Regions from separate parts of the Homo sapiens genome. Here regions 1 and 3 are each linked to region 2. Evidence: chromatin loops called from intact Hi-C (ENCODE). Cell type or tissue: HepG2. All regions are shown on one strand.

Region 1 (2,500 bases), 380 kb after region 2:
GGAAAACACAAAGAATAATTATGAGGAAAGCTGTGTCAAGCACCCAGGTACAAGTCATAACAACTGTTACTATCTTACCCGGTGCAATATTTTTCTTCCAGTCCGAGACAGAAATAAACATAAACTATTCTAGAAACCTGGATTATATTACCATGTAATTGTTTGCATAGAATTAAATGGCTTGGGAAACAGGAGAGCCCAGAACCTTGCTCCCTTTGTACTCACTGTCTTAAATAAATTGTCCTGTTTGCCAATTTGCTTTTCCACAAAGAGAGGCTCCATCCTGTCTCTGAATTTTTTTTCAAAAGCTTATTTCTGCGTTTTAAAATTCATTTTCAAGAATCTATTTAGCTGAGAGTAAAACCATTTAATGACTAAAGTTTTGAATCTAAGTAGATGAAATTATTTATGTAGATCATTAGAAATACATGAGTGGCCTCTCTCGTTTCCTGTCTAGGGAAAACTTATCGTTAAATACGCTTTTGCACGGTTACTGAAACTGAAGCAACACCCAGTTCAAATCGTCTGCAGACCTTAAATTATATTTCCAAAAGCAACAGCTCTTTTCTATGAACAATGGCAATACTTGTTATGGGTTTAAATAGGAATTCTTCATTTGGAATTTTTGAATATGGGGACATTCTGGGAAATGTCCAGAAAAAAAAAAAATCCCGCCAAGGGTTCAGCAAACAGTTGCATAACCCTCTTTTTATCTCGGGTGTTGACCCAGTCATTCATTCCATGTTTGCTGTGGTGAGTTCAGCAAAGCTGGTTGCCAAGACAACCATAATCCGTGAACAGAGCCGGCTCCATTGGTGGTCGGTTACAACACGCTTTGTCCCGTCGGGTGTCCTGTAACCGAATGAATGGAGAGACAGAAAACAAGCACCTTCAGTAAACATGACCTAATGAGAGCGGCGTCCTCCAACTGCCTGGGAGGCACCGGAAGAAACCTACCAGGAGCCAGGACTCTCACACGGACAGAGGCATCACCTCCCAAAAGAAGTCCGTGTCATAAAGGGTCCCTTGGTTGTGGGGTTTAATGACATGAAACTATTCTATTCACCTCCAGGGCTAAGGAAGTATCTTTTGATTTATTGCACTGTTCTAAACACTATGTAATTAGATGAGCTTGGAACTCTGCAAGGGGGGCAGTTTGTAGTGCAGATCCGTTTCCCACTGAAGTGCATGGAGGCTGCAGGAGCGGAGGTGAAGGGGATGGAGGTGAGTAAGAGAGGGGAGTTCCCCTGCGGGGCCTTCAGACTCCAGCTGGGATAAGGCGTGGTTGTGCTGGGCAGGGACCCTGCGCCTGTGCCCCGTCCTGCAGGCCAGCAAGTCGCCCTTCCTAGGAGGCAGTCTTCAGTCTACACTCTGCAAACAGCGCCCCCTGGAACCGTGCAACATGAGGGTCCTGGCACTTTCGTGTACGAGTGTTTCTGAAAGGTCAGAGCTCCGTGGCAATTGCAATCTTACTTAAATTATTTCTGCTTCTCCTTTTCGATTAATATCGATCGAGTGTGTTGTAATGTTCTGGGACACTTGTGAATTCTACTGTCATTAACGTGTGAATCCAGGTTGATAGCAACAAAGAGTCATGTATGAAATGCCTAACCAAGAGGCTTAGATTTCCATAATCACTTAATACTTGATTCCTTTAGGATTTAGTTTGCCAAATATATCTTTCCAGAGATAGCAGCAAGTCATTAATCTCATAATGAAAGATACTAACAGGAAGAACCCTGTTCAATATAAATGTATCTTTAGTGGTACTTTATTCAGCTCTGCTTAACTAAAGCAGTATTATGGGCTGTGTACTCATTTGGAGTTTTGTGCTCCGAATCACCTGAGAAACTTTTATTAGACATACAGATGCCCAGACCACATCACAGATCTGGAGTGGTGCCCAGATACTGGTATTTATATTAAGTTCTTTTGCTATTTCAGACACAGAGCTAAATTTAAGAGTCACTAATTTGTTTGATAAATCAGAATAACTCTTGCCTTTCCAAATTCACTAGATGAATATGGAGATCTAAATTTTCTCCCACATTAGCTGTATTAACCTGGCCTGAGATAGGATTTCACTGTCCTGAAGGAAGAAGAGGCGCATAGGGCTTTTTCAACCAACATTCGTTTAATTGCTTGTTTCTTATGAAGGGCATAAGGCTGTGAACTGATCATTTTAATTGGTAAACCCAGCAAGTGCAACTCCCTCAGGCAAAATATTAGGACCTAATACAGATTCAATAGGTGTGAGAGAGACGGAAATAGGTGTATCTATTTGAGGTTCTGGACTAAGAAGGAATAATTGTAGCATTTATCAAGTATTTACTATGTGCCAGGCACTGTTTCGGTGTTTTCTGCATAATATACGCACGTAACCCTTACAGTAACTTAGCCCTCACCATGTTACCGGTGGAGGATGTCCAGGTTCTTGGCATTTTGAACAAAGAATTGGACAAAACTCACAAAGCAAGGAAAGAATGAAGCAACAAAAGCA
Region 2 (2,500 bases):
TGTTGTCCCCAGGTTACTCTGATGATGAGGCTCCACTCTTGAGGTCCCTGTATTGACTCTCAGCTATCGGAGAGGAACGACTTCCTGAGTCTTCACTGTAGCCAGAAGGTGGGTGACCTTGATGTTCTTCTCCCAGTGAGGTGACGGAGAGGGGGCACTGTAGCCCAGGGGAAGCCTGTGCTCAGCAGGGTCCCGTTAAGTCTCTTACTCAGGGTTCATAACCTTGGTTGAGCATTAGAATTAACGGGGGAGTTAAAAAAATATCTGCATCAGGACCCTGCCTTCAGGGAGCCTGATTTAACTGAATTGAGCCAGGCCTGGCATCTGCATTTTTTGAAGTGTCCTGATGATCGCATTGTGCAGCCAGGGTTTGGAACCACAGTTCCAGCCCTGTCCCTCGACTGGCACAAGGGACCGTCCCTCCCGTTGTCTCTCCTCAAATGTGGTTACGTGAGCTGTGTTCAAAGGGCCTCCCAAGGGTGTTTTTCCCTGCGCTGCCGGCCCCATGTTGGTCTTCATGGTGGGCCCCGAGGAGCTCCAAAGTCCACAGAAAAATCCCAATTCCTCAAAGACTCTCATCTTACCAGCAATCTCCCCACCGCCCGCGCAGACTGCTCCATTGTAGATTTTTTCCTTTCCTCTTCTTTTTTCTCTTCTAAATTCTAAGTTCCTGGCAGCCACTAAAATGTCTCAGAAGCAGAAACTAGCTTTGATCGACTGTCAGCAGAGTCGAAAACTACAATTTTTTTAAAAAATAATTTTTCAAAATCTCCCTTCTCTAAAGTCCTTCTTGGGCACCCCCTGGAAGGCCTTTGGGCTGCCTTGTGCACATGACCCGCTTCCCTGGCCTCGGTCCCAGCCCGACCTCTCCTGCCCTCCCCTCTCCGCCCCTCCCCTCCTCTGTCCTTCCCACCCCCCTGCAAATTAATGTGGTGCTGCTGCTGAGAGAGTGGGTTCTGGAGCGGGCTTCTTTCTGGCCTCTCTGCCATCACAGGCTGGCAGCTTCAAAGCTCGAGTCATCCTGTTTCCGTCTGCCCCTGAGCCCGCGTGGCTTGGCTTCACCGCAGGGGTCAGAAGTGCAGCCTCAGCCGATGACAGCAGCCTGGCCCGGCTCGACAGCGACCCGGGGACACACACCCATCTGATGTCTCCCCTCCTCTGCTATTATCCCTCCCCTTCTCCGCTATTTTCTCTCCCCTTCTCCACCTCCTCCGTCCCCAAACAGTCCTTCCTCTGGAAAGATAAGGCCCTCTTCTCAGTTCCCGCATCCCTTCCCTTTTATGCCAGACAGAGGCAGCCCTTTGTGAAGGGGGGTACGGGCTTTTGCACAAATATTTAATCTCTTCCAATCTGCCCTTTTGCACTGCCTGTCAGTTCCTGGGGTTGGAACCACTCTGTTTGCTTTAGCTGGTAACAGGATACTGTTTTGAAAAGTGATGCTGAAGTCAGATTACTTATGAATCTGGGCTTTATTTTGCATGAATGCTTTCTCAAGGCAAGTATAGATTTCGTTTTTTCATCCTCACCAAGAATTATGTTGCCACTGGGGTTGTGGTCTTGAGCAGGCAGGGAAATCTAGCTGAGTTTAACTTTTTCCCTTGTAGTTTGGAATTCTTAGCAGCAGGGACCTGTGAAAATAAACAGCCTCAGTTTCAGGTGGTTTCTTTCAGCCACTATCTGCACCTTTGCTTTTTGAACATGCCTTTATTTCACATTAAAATGTAGTTTATCCTTTCAAAGTGTCTGCAGGTCCTGTTAGAAATCACCTATTACAAAATTATAGACAAAGAAAAATGCAGAAATAGGATAGTAATCACTTTTTTTTTTTTTTTAAAGAGACAGGGTCTCACTCTGTTTCCCAGTCTGGAGTGCGGTGCTGTCATTATAGCTCACTGTAACCTTGAACTTCCAGGCTCAATCGCTCCTCCCACCTCAGACTCCCAAGTAGCTGGGACTACAGGTGTGTGCCACCATCCCCAGGTAAATTAATCACTAATGTTTATTACAAGCCTGGTTTGTGCCAGGTGATTAACATGCTTCTAATACGGTTGCTAGTCCTTACCATGGCTGTGCATGGCAAATACTGTTATTCCCATTTTACAGGAAGTGAAACAGAGAGGTTCAGTGTCTTGTCTGTGCTCACACCACCAGTCACAGAGGAGTTGGGCTTAGCTCTGGCAGTCTCTCAAGGGCGCCCTGTCTACTCCCCACTCTGTTTGCACAGCTATTGGCTTTGCTCCATCACCAGGGACAGAAGACCTGGAGCTAAGGTAATGGCATGTTTAGGATTTTTCAGCACAGTACTGACTTAAAATGTTTTCTCTACGTACCAACCAAATGGTGAATGATGGATCCTAATTGTTGGGAAATTGTGATTGGCTTTCATACTTCTAGTCTTGATTTGACTTCTAAAGTAGCCAAGCAGTCCAGGGAAAGATGACCTCCATGAAGAACATGTGCTGAGGACTTCTGGTGAGGTTCAGAGGAGAATAAACAGTGA
Region 3 (2,500 bases), 74 kb before region 2:
TGCCTGTAGTCCCAGCTACTCAGGAGGCTGAGATGGGAGGGTGGCTTGAGCCGGGGAGGCAGAGGTTGTAGTGAGCTGAGATCATGCCACTGCACCCCAGCCTGGGCGATAGGGCCAGATCTTGTCTCAAAAAAAACCAAAACAAAACAAAACAAAATTTCCTACTTCCTTGAGAATATTTTTCTTTGTGATGCAGGAGTTACCTGGCATTTTACAGGGATGGTGCAAGTGAGCTCAAGTGACGGGTCAGTGCGGTGGGACACTGGCCATGGTGCCAGCAGCGTGGGGTCACGTCCTGGCTCCGTTCTGTGGCCTTGGAAAAGTCATGTACCCTGTGGGTTGAGTGTGCTCATATGTTAATCAGGAGATGGCTTACACAGGAGATAGCTGCTTTGCGTCACAAAATTGCTGTGAGAAATAGCATAAAGCAAGATGATATTTGGGAAAGTCCTTTGGAAATAACACAGTTACCCACATGCCAAGTGGTTTTATTCCATGCTGCCCTGTTTCAGCTTGCTTGGGCAGCTGATTCAATCACCTGGAGCGCCAGGGGGAAGAGGACTTTGTTTAATTTGTTTTTCTGCTGTTTTCACTGGTTTAATTAAAAGTCCTTACTGATGCAACCCTTCTTATACATTTTTCTAAGCTCCACCTGGCCTTTTGCTCAGCTTATCACTGTACCATGCTGAACAATTTTCCTTTTGTGTAAAGATGGTGTCTGTTATTTTTTTATGAATAAAGTTACTATTTTTTCTTTATAATTAAAAGCAGGATGGATGTGGTGGCTCATGCCTGTAATCTCATTACTTTGGGAGGCCAAGGAAGGACGATTTACTTGAGACCAGGAAATCAAGGCTGCAGTGAGCTATGTTTGCCACTACATTTCAGCCTTGGTGACAGAGAGAGACCCATCTCAAAAAAAAATTAGAAAGTAACTTCTGGAGAGATACTTTGAGACTATGTAAATATCCTGTTCCTATCAAACCTTCACCCACTAGGTTCAGCATTTAACCTCAATACATTTCTAATTCCTTCATTCTTTCCATATTTCTTGGCCAGAACTCTGCTATACGGAAGAGTTTCCCTCTCCCTAATCAATTTATCATTTGTTTGTTGATATCAATATGAACTCATGGATTCTTTTTCTATTCAATGGGTTACAATCCATCACTATCTTTCTGTTTCACTGCTACATTATCCCCACATTTGCCAGTAGGGGGCCCCAGCTAGCTTCTACATCCTCCTGCTATAGCCCTTCACTCTGTTTTCCTGACTTTCCAGCACAAGTCGTTTGCCCTTCTGGGCTTAATCTAATGATCCATGTCATCTGTCCTACGAGCTTGGAATTCTACATAGAAGTCAACAGACAGGAGAGGAATTTTGCTCAAGATAAAAAAAAGACACAGTTTCTGAGTAAAATGATAGCCCAAGTCATCTCCTTTCTAGACCTCTGATGAACTGATGAAGAAATATGAAAAACAGAAAAGACTCCATAACAGTGCAGGAAATTAGAGAAGAGCTCCCCCTTCACATTAGAAATTCAATTTCCCTTCTTAAGAAACAACAGTGTCCTTGGGAGGTAGGCAGAAGACATTTTATTAGAACTCTTTAACCTGCAGCAGCAAGGGTTGAGATTCAAGCAGGATGTGTATTCATTTGACAAATATTCCTTGAGCGCTTACTATGTGTTAGGCAAGTCCCGTATAGTGAAGGAAAGAGACAAACATCTATTCCCTATAGAACTTGCATTCTTGTAGGAAAGAGAGACAAATGAAAGGGCGTCCAGCGTAGTCCTCACTGAAGCGGGAGGAGTTGAGGGGGAGCCTGGAGCTGCCTGGGGATGAGTGTTCCAGCAGGAGCAAGGAGCGGGCATCCCATGTGGTCAGAGCAGAGGGCAAAAGTATTAGAGGGTGAAGGCAGAGGGATGGCCAGGGGTGAGCAGGTAGGATCCATGGAGTCAGAAAGAAGGGCAGCCTGCCACTTATAATTCCTACTGCAATTAAGGTGTGAGATTAGCACTTGGGCCTTCAGGATGTGTATAGTGGCTGCACCACATTTAACTGACTTTTCTTTGTATCCAGATATAACCCAAGTAGGACCAATTCCAACTCCAAAGCATGTACAGGCATAAAGGTGGGATTGCGTACCCCAGGCAAAACACAGCCACATTTGGAAGGCCAATGGTGGTAGTAACTGAGGTAGACAGTTTCTTCCTGTGCTCAACCCACGTAAAGAAAGGAGGGTATCTGTGAAATCAAATAATTGTGGCTTTTCACTATCCACAATAGCAAAGACATAGAACCAACCTCAATGTCCACCAATGGATGATTGGATAAAGTAAATGTGGTATATATACACCCTGGAACACTACTCAGCCATAAAGGAATATGAAATCATGTCTTTTGCAGCAACGTGGATGGAACTGGAGGCCACTATTTTAAGTCAAAGAACTCAGAAACAGAGAAACAAATACCACATGTTCTCACTTATAAGTGGGAGC

The links. Peaks named below come from ENCODE experiments on the same cell type or tissue, not always from the same donor. Only the 100,000 strongest peaks of a DNase experiment are listed, where the experiment ranks them.
Region 1: a loop joins it to region 2, with 31 times the contacts of the local background. A loop is called at or near these places in 2 of 110 quality-filtered maps.
Region 3: it touches region 2 in a loop (4-fold over the local background); 3 of 110 quality-filtered maps call a loop at or near these places.

What each region holds. Positions count from the first base shown.
Region 1 is chr10:28,938,320-28,940,819 of GRCh38, reverse strand. No RefSeq gene overlaps it. Among named protein-coding and RNA genes, the nearest start is that of C10orf126, 93 kb to the right of the region's middle. In HepG2, a CTCF peak has its summit at 1,385; DNase peaks (open chromatin) are centred at 189, 799 and 1,329; H3K4me3 peaks cover 2,211 bases.
Region 2 is chr10:29,317,279-29,319,778 of GRCh38, reverse strand. It overlaps LOC124902400 (a long non-coding RNA gene), which reads left to right and starts at 2,115. Exons shown (of 2, transcript XR_007062098.1): 1 at 2,115-2,270. It also overlaps a transcript of LYZL1 not described here. In HepG2, no CTCF peak of the experiment used is centred here; DNase peaks (open chromatin) are centred at 458, 1,149, 1,428, 2,208 and 2 weaker places; H3K4me3 peaks cover 1,537 bases.
Region 3 is chr10:29,391,316-29,393,815 of GRCh38, reverse strand. No RefSeq gene overlaps it. Among named protein-coding and RNA genes, the nearest start is that of SVIL-AS1, 17 kb to the left of the region's middle. In HepG2, a CTCF peak has its summit at 1,220 (motif pointing right); a DNase peak (open chromatin) is centred at 1,235.